Regions from separate parts of the Homo sapiens genome. Here region 1 is linked to region 2. Evidence: chromatin contacts called from ENCODE Hi-C or POLR2A ChIA-PET data. All regions are on one chromosome and are shown on one strand. The core of a region is the stretch at or near the end of the contact, and the rest is flanking DNA. Distances in the headings are between cores, read along the strand shown.

What was found. Hi-C counts contacts between places; a loop is a spot of excess contacts on that map. ChIA-PET counts read pairs that join two places held with the same protein, here RNA polymerase II (POLR2A). Pooled maps may share reads with other maps.
Region 1: a pooled map shows a loop between it and region 2 (6-fold over the local background). The contact joins two enhancer-like sites. A Hi-C loop is called at or near these places in 4 of 50 pooled maps. POLR2A ChIA-PET finds 5 or more read pairs at or near these places in 2 of 52 experiments (K562 and OCI-LY7).

The regions. Positions count from the first base shown.
Region 1 is chr18:3,294,384-3,300,418 of GRCh38, forward strand. No RefSeq gene overlaps it. Among named protein-coding and RNA genes, the nearest start is that of MYL12-AS1, 35 kb to the left of the region's middle. RefSeq lists enhancers at 368-662, 2,823-2,902. Within about 2 kb of position 2,713, at least 21 of the 41 ENCODE cell types and tissues checked have a DNase peak (open chromatin) inside an H3K27ac peak, as active enhancers do; they include OCI-LY7, where a contact is called at or near this core.
Region 2 is chr18:3,175,194-3,180,604 of GRCh38, forward strand. It overlaps MYOM1 (myomesin 1), which reads right to left. Exons shown (of 38, transcript NM_003803.4): 6 at 849-941. Among named protein-coding and RNA genes, the nearest start is that of MYOM1, 42 kb to the right of the region's middle. RefSeq lists enhancers at 2,607-2,726, 2,747-3,136. Within about 2 kb of position 2,903, at least 14 of the 41 ENCODE cell types and tissues checked have a DNase peak (open chromatin) inside an H3K27ac peak, as active enhancers do; they include OCI-LY7, where a contact is called at or near this core.

The DNA.
Region 1 (6,035 bases), core at 1,463-3,962, 120 kb after region 2:
AGGGATTTACAGAATCATGGGAAGCTTAAAAAAAAAGAAGCTGAAGATAAAGAACAGCCAGAGACAGAAGTTAATTGATGAAGCATGATTACTGAGAGAGAATAAAAGGTGGAGGGAGAATTGGTAGGAGATCGTATTCTCTTACAGGAGAAGAGGGAAGGAATAATGGGTGGCAATGCAAATATGTATCCAGTGGTGGGTGGGATTCACCAGGTGTGTTTCAGTTTACTTTGTGAAATAATTTGGCTCTTAAATAAGTACTTCCAGGCACTGGTTGATTGATTTACAAATGTTTACTTTTTATTAAGTGTGGTGTGGTGGCCTTGTAATGTATTGACTTGGCTAAGCTGAACTACGTTTTCCACAATTTTGTTTCTTGTATGTTTCTGGTTATGGTGGGCCATGAGGGAGATTCTTGTGAGATTCAGAAAGCAGATGGGAAGCTGCAGTCATTTTGTAGCTCACACACATTGTTGCTGATCTGCTGACTCACCTCATCAGCATGAAGCGGCAGCTGGGCCTGCTCTACCTTCCACTGGGTTTTCCCTCAGCTTCCCTGACTCCTGGGCCTGGTGTGTGTGTGTTTAGTTCCATGAGGTTGGGTCCCCACTATCAACACCAGAAGGAATATGAACTGACATGAGTTTCAATTTGTCCTGCTGGGTTCTAGTTCATGCTGTGGGTTCCAGTCTTTTCTTGATCTTCCTCACTTTATATCCATTGTCGCTTTCCAACTCTCTGCCCTCTGGACTTCAAGCTCCAGTACCAGATGAAAGGACTACAGTCTTACAGAGACTCTTTAACCAGTTCCAACGTTTGTGGAAGGCTGTATTTCTATGAAATAATATCCTCAGATCATGCCTGACTTTATGTTAATGATATCACTCAGGATAGGGGCTGGACATGCCACAAAAGCCATCCATGTGACTGGAGGGTTGGGGCTTTGAGCAATGTGGATATCAGCCTGACTTCTGACCTCTGACCCCCAGGAAGGAGCAGGGGGCTGGAGACTGAATTCGATCACACTGCCAATGATTCAACCAATCATGCCTACAAAATAAAACCCAAATAAAAACTCTGGACATGAAAGCTAGGGGAAACTTCCAGGTTGATAATCATACATCAGTGTGCCAGGAGGATGACAGGTCCTGAGCATAAAGAAGCTTTGAATTTGGGACCCTCCCAGACTTTGCTCCCTGCACCTTTTCATTTGGATGTCCCTGGTTTGTGTCTTTTATAATGAAACACTAAGCCTAAGTATAGTGCGTGCCTGCATTCTGTGAGTTGTTCTGGTCCATTATTAAACCTGAGGAGTTAGTGGGAATCCCTGCATTTGTGGTCAGTTGGTCAGAAGCACCGGTGGCTCAGGAACCCTGGAACATATAACAGCTGGTATCTGGGGTAAGAGGCATCCTGTGAGTGGCTGTTCCCTTAACCTGTGAAATTTGACCTTACTCCAGGTCAGGATTGTATTGCAAAGAGAAAATAATGTATGGATCCCCTTGTAGGCATCACCTAGCTTCAATAATAATCAGCTCATGGCCAAACTTGTTTCATCTATAACCCCTCCCATTTTCCTTTCATCATTATCCCTCAGCCCTCTTACCTGCATCACTAGATTACTTTGAAGTAAATCACTGACAAATCATTTTGTCAGCAAATCACTGATATTTGTTCATACATATTAAAGCAGATATCTCTAAAACAAAAGACCGCTTCCCCTCCCACTTTTTTTTTTTTTTTTTTTTTTGAGACAGAGTCTCACCCTGTCACCCAGGCTGGAGTGCAATGGCGCTATCTCTGCTCACTGCAACCTCCACCTCCCAGGTTCAAGCGATTCTCCTGCCTCAGCCTCCTGAGTAGCTGGGATCACAGGCGGGCGTCACCACGCCCGGCTAATTTTTTATATCTTTAGTAGAGATGGGGTTTCACCATGTTGGCCAGGCTGGCCTCGAACTCCTGACCTCATAATCTGCCTGCCTTGGCCTCCCAAATGCTGGGATTACAGGCGTGAGCCACCGCGCCCGGCCTCCCCACCTTTTTTTTAAGAGACAAGTTCTCACTCTGTTGCTCCCAAGATGGCAGATTGGAGGCAGTGTTAGCATGCCTCTTCCACTTGGAAAGACAAGATAGTGTGTAGAGACTCACACACTGTGAACTTTTCTCCTAGAAGCAACACAGGAACTTAACAGGAGAACTGAAAGAAGCCACTGACCCTTTGAAAGAAGCACTGGGCTGCAGCCTACACCATAAGCCAGTGGAAAACTAAGTTCCCCAGAGTGAAAGAGGAATAAATTGCCTCTGGAACATACACTCCCACTTGGGAATCTGGCAATAGAGGCCCATGAGGGAAGAACTTAACCCTATCCAGCAATGGAGCTGATTTTAGTGAGCAGTGGGGAATGTATGAGAAAAAGCATCATTGGGACGGGCTTTGCATGCACTCCCAGGCTCCAGTGAGGATGGAGGGAAGACATTCCCGACCCTACCTCACAGAGGACTGTGCAGAAATCTGCCAGCTAACTCAGACAGCAGTCACAGGTTGGCAGAAGTTCCCAACTGGGTTCACAATATAATGCCGAATGGGGACAAACCCCCTTGGGCAGAACCAAGGAGTGACTGGGAAATGTGCTGCAGCCACGGGTGCAGGAGCTGGGCGCCCCTGCTTCACGGGCAGACTGGGAGGGGCGTGGCTTGAAAGCATTGGTTGTTCTCTCCTTCAGGAAGGCTTATGGCATGGGGCAGTCTTGAGTTCTGAATGCGGACTGCCTGGATTCTAACGAGCTGCTGCAAGCGGAACCCTGCGGGTGAGGGACCGGCCTTGCCAAGTGCATGGGCGCTGGTGGGGCTTACTGCCGCCTGCTACTCCCCAACCCCTGTAGAGAGACTTCTGTGCAGCAGAGGCAGCTGCACCCCTCCCTGCAACATTACCCCTGCGGCCAGAAAAATGCTCTCTGACCCCCACAGGGGCCACTGCTTACCCCGCATGTGGGGAGCCACAGCGTGAACCTGCCTGATCCAGCCGCCACCTGGCTTTGCTCCTTCACTTGCTCTGGTAGCTTAACACAAAGGACAGAAATTTTTTGGCGCTCTATGGCCCCACCCATTACCTGAGTCACCAGAGTACCTCCCCTGGGTAACATGAGGCAAGCACAAATCCCACTGCTACTACGGCAGCTGGTGCTCTTTGGCAAGCGCCACCTTCTGGCTGGAGGCCAATTGACAGTCCATTACAGCATCTCCAAGTAGTGTAACACTGCACCAAGGAAGGAGAAAACTTGTGCATGACCTCAGCTGTCACCATTGCCTGCATCGTTCTGGCTAACCAGGGGGTCCTGAGTCTGTCCACATGACCAATTCATTACTACTACTACTGGCATTTGAGAAATCTTTACCAGACAAAGAATTCAAAAGGTTGATCATTAAGCTACTCAAGGAGATATAAGAGAAAGGTGAAAAACAACATATAGAAATTTAAAAATCAATTCAGGATATAGATGAAATATTTTCTAAAGAGATAGATTTTTTTAAAAAATCAACCAGAACTTTTTGAAATGAAGGACACATTTAGGGATTTAGGGAATTACAAAATGAGCTGGAAAGTTTTAACAATATTCTAGACCAAATAGAAGAAAGAATTTCAGAGCTCTAAGACAAGGCTTTCAAATTAACCCAATCAGACAAAAATAAAGAAAAAAGAATTAATAGAAATGAATAAAGCGTCCAAGAAATATGGTATTATGTAAAATGGACAAGTATAAGAACTATTGGTGTCCCTGAAGGAGAAGAAAAAGCAAAAAAAAAAAAAAAAAAAAAAAGTGAAAAACTTCTTTGAGGGAATAATTGAGAAAAACTTCCCTGTCCTTGCTGGAGATTTAGACATCCAAATACAAGAAGCTCAAAGAAGTCCTGGGAGATTCATTGCAAAAAGGATATCACCAAGGAACATAGTCATCAGACTATCTATAGTCAGTGTGAAGGAAAGAATTCTAAGAGCAGTGAGTCAAAAGCATCAGGTAAGCTATAAAGGGAAACCTATCAGACAAATAGTAGACTTTTCAGTATAAAATTTACAAACCAGAAGGAATTCGAATCCTATCTTTAGCCTTCTTTTTTTTTTGAGATGGAGTCTTGCCCTGTTGCCCAGGCTGGAGTGCAGTGGTGCAATCTCAGCTCACTGCAACCTCCACCTCCCAGGTTCAAGCAATTCTCCTGCCTCAGCCTCCTGAATAGCTGGGAATACAGGTACATGCCACCAAGCCCAGCTAATTTTTGTATTTTTAGTAGAGACGAGGTTTCACCATGTTGGTCAGGCTGGTCTCGAACTCCTGACCTTGTGATTCACCTGCCTCAGCCTCCCAAAGTGTCTTTAGCCTTCTTAAATGGAATAACCCTCAGCCAAGAATTTTGTATTCAGTAAAATTAAGTCTTATAAATACAGACAAAATAAAGTCTTGTTCAGATAAGCAAATGGTGAGGGAATTTGTCACTATCAGACCAGCCCTACAAGAAATGCTCAAAGGATTTCTAAAGCTTGAAACAAAAGGTTGATATAAACCAGAACAGAACCTCTTGACACATAAACCTCATAGGGTCTATAAAACAATAACACAATGAAGAAAACAAAATATCTAGGTAACAATCAACATGATGGCTGGAACAGTAGCTCACATCTCAATATTAATGTTGAATGTAAATGGTCTAAATGCTCTACTTTAAGGTATAAATGGGCAGAATGGATAAAAAATCACAAACCACATATCTTCAGTCTTCGAGAGACTCACCTAACACATAAGGATTCTTATAGATTCAAGGTAAAGGAGTGGCAAAAAATATTCTGTGCAAAAGAAAACCAAAAGTGAGCAGAAGTATCTATTTTTATGTTAGATAAAACAGACTTTAAAGCAAGAACAATAGAAAAAAGACAAAAAAGTCATTACATAATGATAAAAGGATGAATCCAACAAGAAGATACTATAATCCTAAATACATATGCACCTAACTCTGGAGCTCCCAGATTCATAAAACTATTACTTCTAGATCTAAGATGAGAGATAGACAGTAACATAATAATGGTAGGGGACTTCAACACTTCACTAACAGTCCTAGACAGATCATTGTGGCAGAAGGTCAACAAAGAAATGCTAGTCTTAAACTACACTCCAGAACAAAGGGACCTAACAGGTATTTACGGAACATTCTACCCAAGAACTGCACAATATACATTCTTCTTATCAGCACATGGAACATTCTCCAAGATAAACCATATGACAGGCCACAAAACAAGTCTCAAAAAACTTTAAAAAATCAAAATAATGTCAAGTATCTTCTCAGACTACAGTGGAATAAAACTAGAAATCAACTCCAAAAAGAGCCTTCAAAACTATACAAATACATGGAAATTAAACAATCTGCTGCTGAATGATTTTCGGGTTAACAATGAAATTGAGATAGAAATTTAAAAATTATTCAAAATGAATGATAATAGTGATACAGGGTATCAAAACCTCTGGAATACAGCAAAAGCAGTGCTAAGGGGACAGTTTATAGTACTAAATCCCTATATCAAAAAGTCTGAAAGGTCACAAATTGACAACCTAAGATCACACCTTAAGGAACTGAAGAAAGAAGAACAAACCAAACCCAAAACTAGCAGAAGAAAAGAAATAACAAAGATCAGAGAAGAACTAAATGAAATTGAAACAAAAATTACAAAAGATTAATGAAACAAAAAGTTGGTTCTTTGAAAGGAGAAATAAAATCAATACACCATTAGCTAGATTAACCAAAAAGAGAGAAGATTCAAATTAGCTCAATTAGAAATAAAAATGGAGACATTACAACCAACACCACAGAAATACAAAAGATCATTAGAGACTACTATGAACACCTCTATGCACAAAAACTGGAATATTTAGAGGAAATGAATAAGTTCCTGGAAACATACAACCCTCCTAGCTTGAATCAGGAAGAAATAGGAATTCTGAGCAAACCAATTACAAGCAGTGAGATTCAATCAGTAATAAAAAATTACC
Region 2 (5,411 bases), core at 1,653-4,152:
CTTTGGGTCAGGGTCAGTGCCTGGCAAATGGCACAGGGTCCTAGCATCATTTGGCCAACTCCTCTGATCTGAGGAGAAGGCTATAAGTCTCCTGAGAATGAATGGTATAAATTTCACCTTGACACTTAGGCACATCATGGTTTTATCTAAACTGAAAATTCTGGGAACTTGTTTAGCTTTTCATTGACCTAATTAGGTTTGAATTTCAAAATCATCTTGGGAGGCAAAATAAACATTTGGGAACTTAGGAATTTTGATGTAGGTTTCGTTTTCAAATTTTGCTTTGGATTTTACTTTAAGCTCAAACATCTCAATGTCTAGCCTGCTTCACATACACAGATTGACAGAGTGCATACTTTCCCATGGTTCCTGGCAAGCTGAAGGAAAGAACATTATCTCCAAGTTTAGCCCACATTCAATGCCACCTACCCGGATCTCCATGGCCTTTAGTTATTAAAAACAAGAGACTGTGATGATGATATTGATTTGGGACTCTGAAATGATTACTGAATATAAATGCCTCTTTATGCAACATATTTTTCTTACTTACATCTAAGAAAAATTCCCAAGTATATAAAAAGATAAATAAAAACATGCAAATTGGTTTTTTTCTCATCATCTTTGACCGAATCCAAATATAAAATCACTTTGGGAGGTAGTGTGGGTATGGTAAGGATCAGTCATACATATCACTTTCAGGTGTGCACCCAGAGAAGCACCGTATACGAATGTCCCTCAGTGTGATCACACAGCATTGGGATGAAGTGGGGAGAGTGGCTGTTAACTGCAGGGGTGAGAAGCCTCCCTGAGCAATGGTGAGCAACACATGGACACTAATGTTCTCTTACCCATTAATCTCCAGAGTGTGCATCCCATATCGACTCTCAATAATATACTTTCCAGGGTTTGCATGGACATTTATTGGCACCTGGTTTTTATACCTATAACAGAATGGAAACAAAATGAAGTAAGTTGAAGTGTAAACAACTTCATGATTAAACACACACACAATTCTTGTTCTTGCAGGAACATCTGTAAACAGGGCACTGAGGGTAGCAGCAGCATCGATTAAATAAATGTAAATCATATTGGCTTACGTGAAGTGCACCAGCAATACATCACACTTCTTGATGAAGTGCTTTCCCCTCCTCTATAAACTTACATGAAAAATGTTGACGATTCACAGCAATATGGCTGAATATCATGTAACATAGTTACCGAAAAAAGCCAGTTACAAAACAGTGCACAGCAGAATGATTGCTTTTATATAGAATACAAAAACAAAAAACTAATTAATGCTACTAGAAATCAGTAGTGTGTTGGGACGCAAGAAGGAGGCTTCTTGGGTGTCAATAATGTTTATTGATTTGGGTGTCAGTTACATGGGTGTGTGCAATCTACAAAAATTCACTAAAGCAATTCATTTGTAAAAGTGTGCAGTCTTTGGGAAGCCGAGGCGGGCAAATCACTTGAGGTCAGGAGTTTGAGACCAGCCTGGCCAACGTGGTGAAATACCATCTCTACTAGTAATACTAAAAATTAGCCAGGCATGGTAGCACACACCTGTAATCCCAGCTACTCAGGAGGCTCAGGCACAAGAATTGTTTGAACCCAGGAGGCGGAGGTTGCAGTGAGCTGAGATTGTGCCACTGCACTCCAGCCTGGGCGACGGAGTGAGACTCCATCTCGAAAAAAAAAAATTTGCAGTATATAATATGCACACTTTTTGTGTGCATGTTATATTATAATTTAAAAGGTTTTAGGCCAGGCATGGTGGCTTATGCATGTAATTCCTGTAATCCCAGCACTTTGGGAGGCTGAAGTGGAAGAATCACTTGAGGCCAGGAGTTTGTGACCAGCCTGGGCAATAAGCAAGACCCTGAATCTACAAAAACTACAAAAAATTAGCTGAGTGTAAACCTGTAGTCCCAACTACTTTGGAGGCTGCAGTGGGAGAATAGCTTGAGCCTGAGAGGCTGAGGCTGCAGTGAGCTATGATCGCACCACTGCACTCCAGCCTGGGCAACAGAGTGAGACCGTGTCTTAAAATAAATAAAACAAACAAACAAATAAGCTTTTTAAAAATAAATAAAACAAATAAATACATAAATAAGCTTTTTAAAAAGTTGACCACTATTGATGTAACAGAGAGGAAGGCTTTCTGTTGGGGGTTTTATTGCTGGCTATCTGTGTAGGATGAGAGCAAAACATTCTTCCTGCTAACATTCTTGCATGTTGTTAGAAGCAATATCATTATTATTATTATTATTATTATTATTATTATTATTATTATTTGAGACAGAGTTTCACTCTTGTTGCCCAGGCTGGAGTGCAATGGCATCATCTTGGCTCACTGCAAACTCCACCTCCCGGGTTCAAGTGATTCTCCTGCCTCAGCCTCCCCAGTAGCTGGGATTACAGGCACCGGCCACTACGCCTGGCTAGTTTTTTGTATTTTTAGTACAGATGGGGTTTCACCATGTTGGTCAGGCTGATCTCGAACCCCTGACCTCAGGTCATCCACCTGCCTTGACCTCCCAAAGTGCTGGGATTACAGGTGTGAGCCACTATGCTCGGCCTGCAATATCATTGTATTGAACGATCATTATATTTAAGTGTTTTATTCAATGTCATAAACAAACATGGCTCTTGCCTTGGAAGAATTTATAATATAAATCATGAAAGGAAACTTCTGACAAGTAAGAGCTGAAAGCCTCCCTTTTTCTGACTGTTCCATATCTGGTTAAGCCTCACAGCCCTCGGAGAGTGGACTACGCAGGCGGGCCTCTCCCTGGGACCCTGTCTTCTGGGTCTGTACGTGGCGCCTGGATTCTTCACCACTTCCTCATGTTCTCAGTAGCCAGTGGCTATGGTGCTGGACCAGGCTTTTCTACTTAAACCATTTTCTGCCCAAAAGAGGAACTGGGTTTCACTTGTTTCCCTTTCAGACAGCCCACTTCGCACGCACAGATGACGTCAATAACCCTGATTAACATAGCTGACACAGAGAATTGACTATGAGCCAGGCAATGCTCTAAGCGCTTTATGCATACATTGGTAAGTTCAGTTCTCACAACCACCGTATGAGATAGTGCTGTTTTTAACCTCATTTTCCAGATGAAGAAACCAAGGCATGGGGGTTTCAGGAACTTGCCCAGTCACACAGCCAGGAACAGCAGAGGAGGGATTTGAACCGGCAGCCTGGCTGCTGACCCACATGATGCTTCCATTTTCCAATTGTTCTGTCTGCATTTCATTTCTTCAGACTTGTGGACACGATCATAAGGAGGTTTGGGAGTAGGGAACATGATGGAAAGGGAGAGGAAGGAAGAATACTGGCTTCAGTCAGCTCCTTCCTTTCCCCAGCTCTCTCTCTCACATACACATACACCCCTCCGTCCCTAAAGCACGTTATTCATTTTCTACACTTAAAACAAACAAACACTCTCCTCCATATAACAGAACCCGAACTCATCCTTCAAGATTCAGATCAAATGCAACTTCTTCAATAAACTCTTCCCTAAAATATGACACAGTATGAATCGTTCCTGCCTCTCTGCATCAGGGTTCCTTGCTTCAAGTTACTAAATATAACATTTATCAAAATTATGGTTGGATATGTGTCTCTTCTATTATGTTGCCAAACCTTTGAGGTTGGGATTGTGTCTGATCCACATTTACTTTTTTTTTTTGAGACAGTGTCTCGCTCTGTCTCCCATGCTGGAGTGCAATGGTGTGATTATAGCTCCCTGCAACCTCCACCTCCCAGGCTCGAGCAATCTTCCCACCTCAGACTACCAAGTAGCTGGGACTACAAGTGTGCACCACCACACTCAGCTAATTTTTTCTATTTTTTGTAGAGACAGGCTCTTGCTATGTTGCCTATGCTGGTCTTAAACTCCTGGGCTCAAGCAATCCTCCCACCTCGGCCTCCCAAAATGCTAGGATTACAGCCATGAGCCACTGTGCCTGGCCTGATCCACATTTACTTCTATTCCTACTCCTGAGGAAGAATGAGTCATGGGCAAACAGCAGGCGCTCAGAATTGGTTAAATTTGGTTGAACAGAATTAGCACGTAATGCAATAGATTAATTGTAGCTTCATAATTTTTTGTCTGAGAGAACAGAGTTCTGACAAGCATATATGTCATGATATGGATGATTTTATTTTAAATAAATAGCGATGAGGTCTCACTATGTTGCTCAAGTTGGTCTCAAATTCCTGGGCTCAAGCGATCCCCCTGCCTCAGCCTCCCAAAGTTGGATGATTTTAAATAAATGCACACGAAGAAAGTAAGTTGACAGTCTCAGTTCCCTCAGATGTGAAATGGAGAGGGTGGGACTGGCTTAAGAATCGCAGCTGTGTGGCAGGTGCAGCAACATAACCTTCTCCAAACACAGAAGACCCTGCAAGTTGATGCAGTGCTATTTCCTGCCAGCAGCTTCAGACAGCTGTCTCAACATGGCTCGAGCAGACAGGACTATCTGATCAGAGATGGCCTGGAAAAAGAAATCCACTGGCCACTTCTAATCTCCCGCATTCCCCGTTTAGATGAAGTACAGGGTAGAACATGTTAATTGGCATGCTCTTCTTCTATAATTGGTTTAGGTAATTTCACACTGGACTCAAGCTCACTCTGGCTCTGCTCTTTCTTGTGCTGGAGGGTTTTCAGTGGTTCCTCTTTGCCTAAGAAAAGCGCTGTGATACCAACGGCTGTGACATGTGCTGTTTGACCAAATGACTCAGTGACACTCAATTCGGCTTCGGATCAAAAGTATTGCTCATATCTCTATAAAATTTTCATTACAAAGTATTCTGCAGGTCAGCAGTGGCAGTTCATGCCTGTAATCCCAGAACTTTGGGAGGCTGAAGCAGGAGGATCGTTTGAGGCCAGGAGTTCGAGACCAGCTGGGTAACATGGCAAGACTCCATGACTGTAAAAAATGAATTTTTAAAAATAAAATAAAAAACTATTTTGCAGCTCCCATAGTTGCTTCACCATCCTTTCTTTCCATTACTACTCAATTTAGCACCCTAATACCTTTTCCCCAGCTAACAACTTTTCTATTATCACCACATGGCAAGAGAAATGGGTTTAAAATACACACACACCACACATCACTTTGACTGCAGAGCTTGTAGTCTTTTCTCTGGAGCTCCAGATACCAATGTGAGAAATTCTTCATTTAAAGCGGTGGTCAAGGATTAAGTCAGAAAGGTATTTGATTCTATTCTCCAAAGAATTCCACCCAGTGAGGCATTTAGGTTTGCAGTCACTTGAGACTGGCTATCTTTAGCTTTAAGTCAGGGAAGAAAAGAAGGATTTGGGGCCTGTTCTGTATATACTTCACAGCTTGTTATTTCTAGAACATGAAATTCCAAGCTGAGTAGTCATCGGCTAATTTTGGAG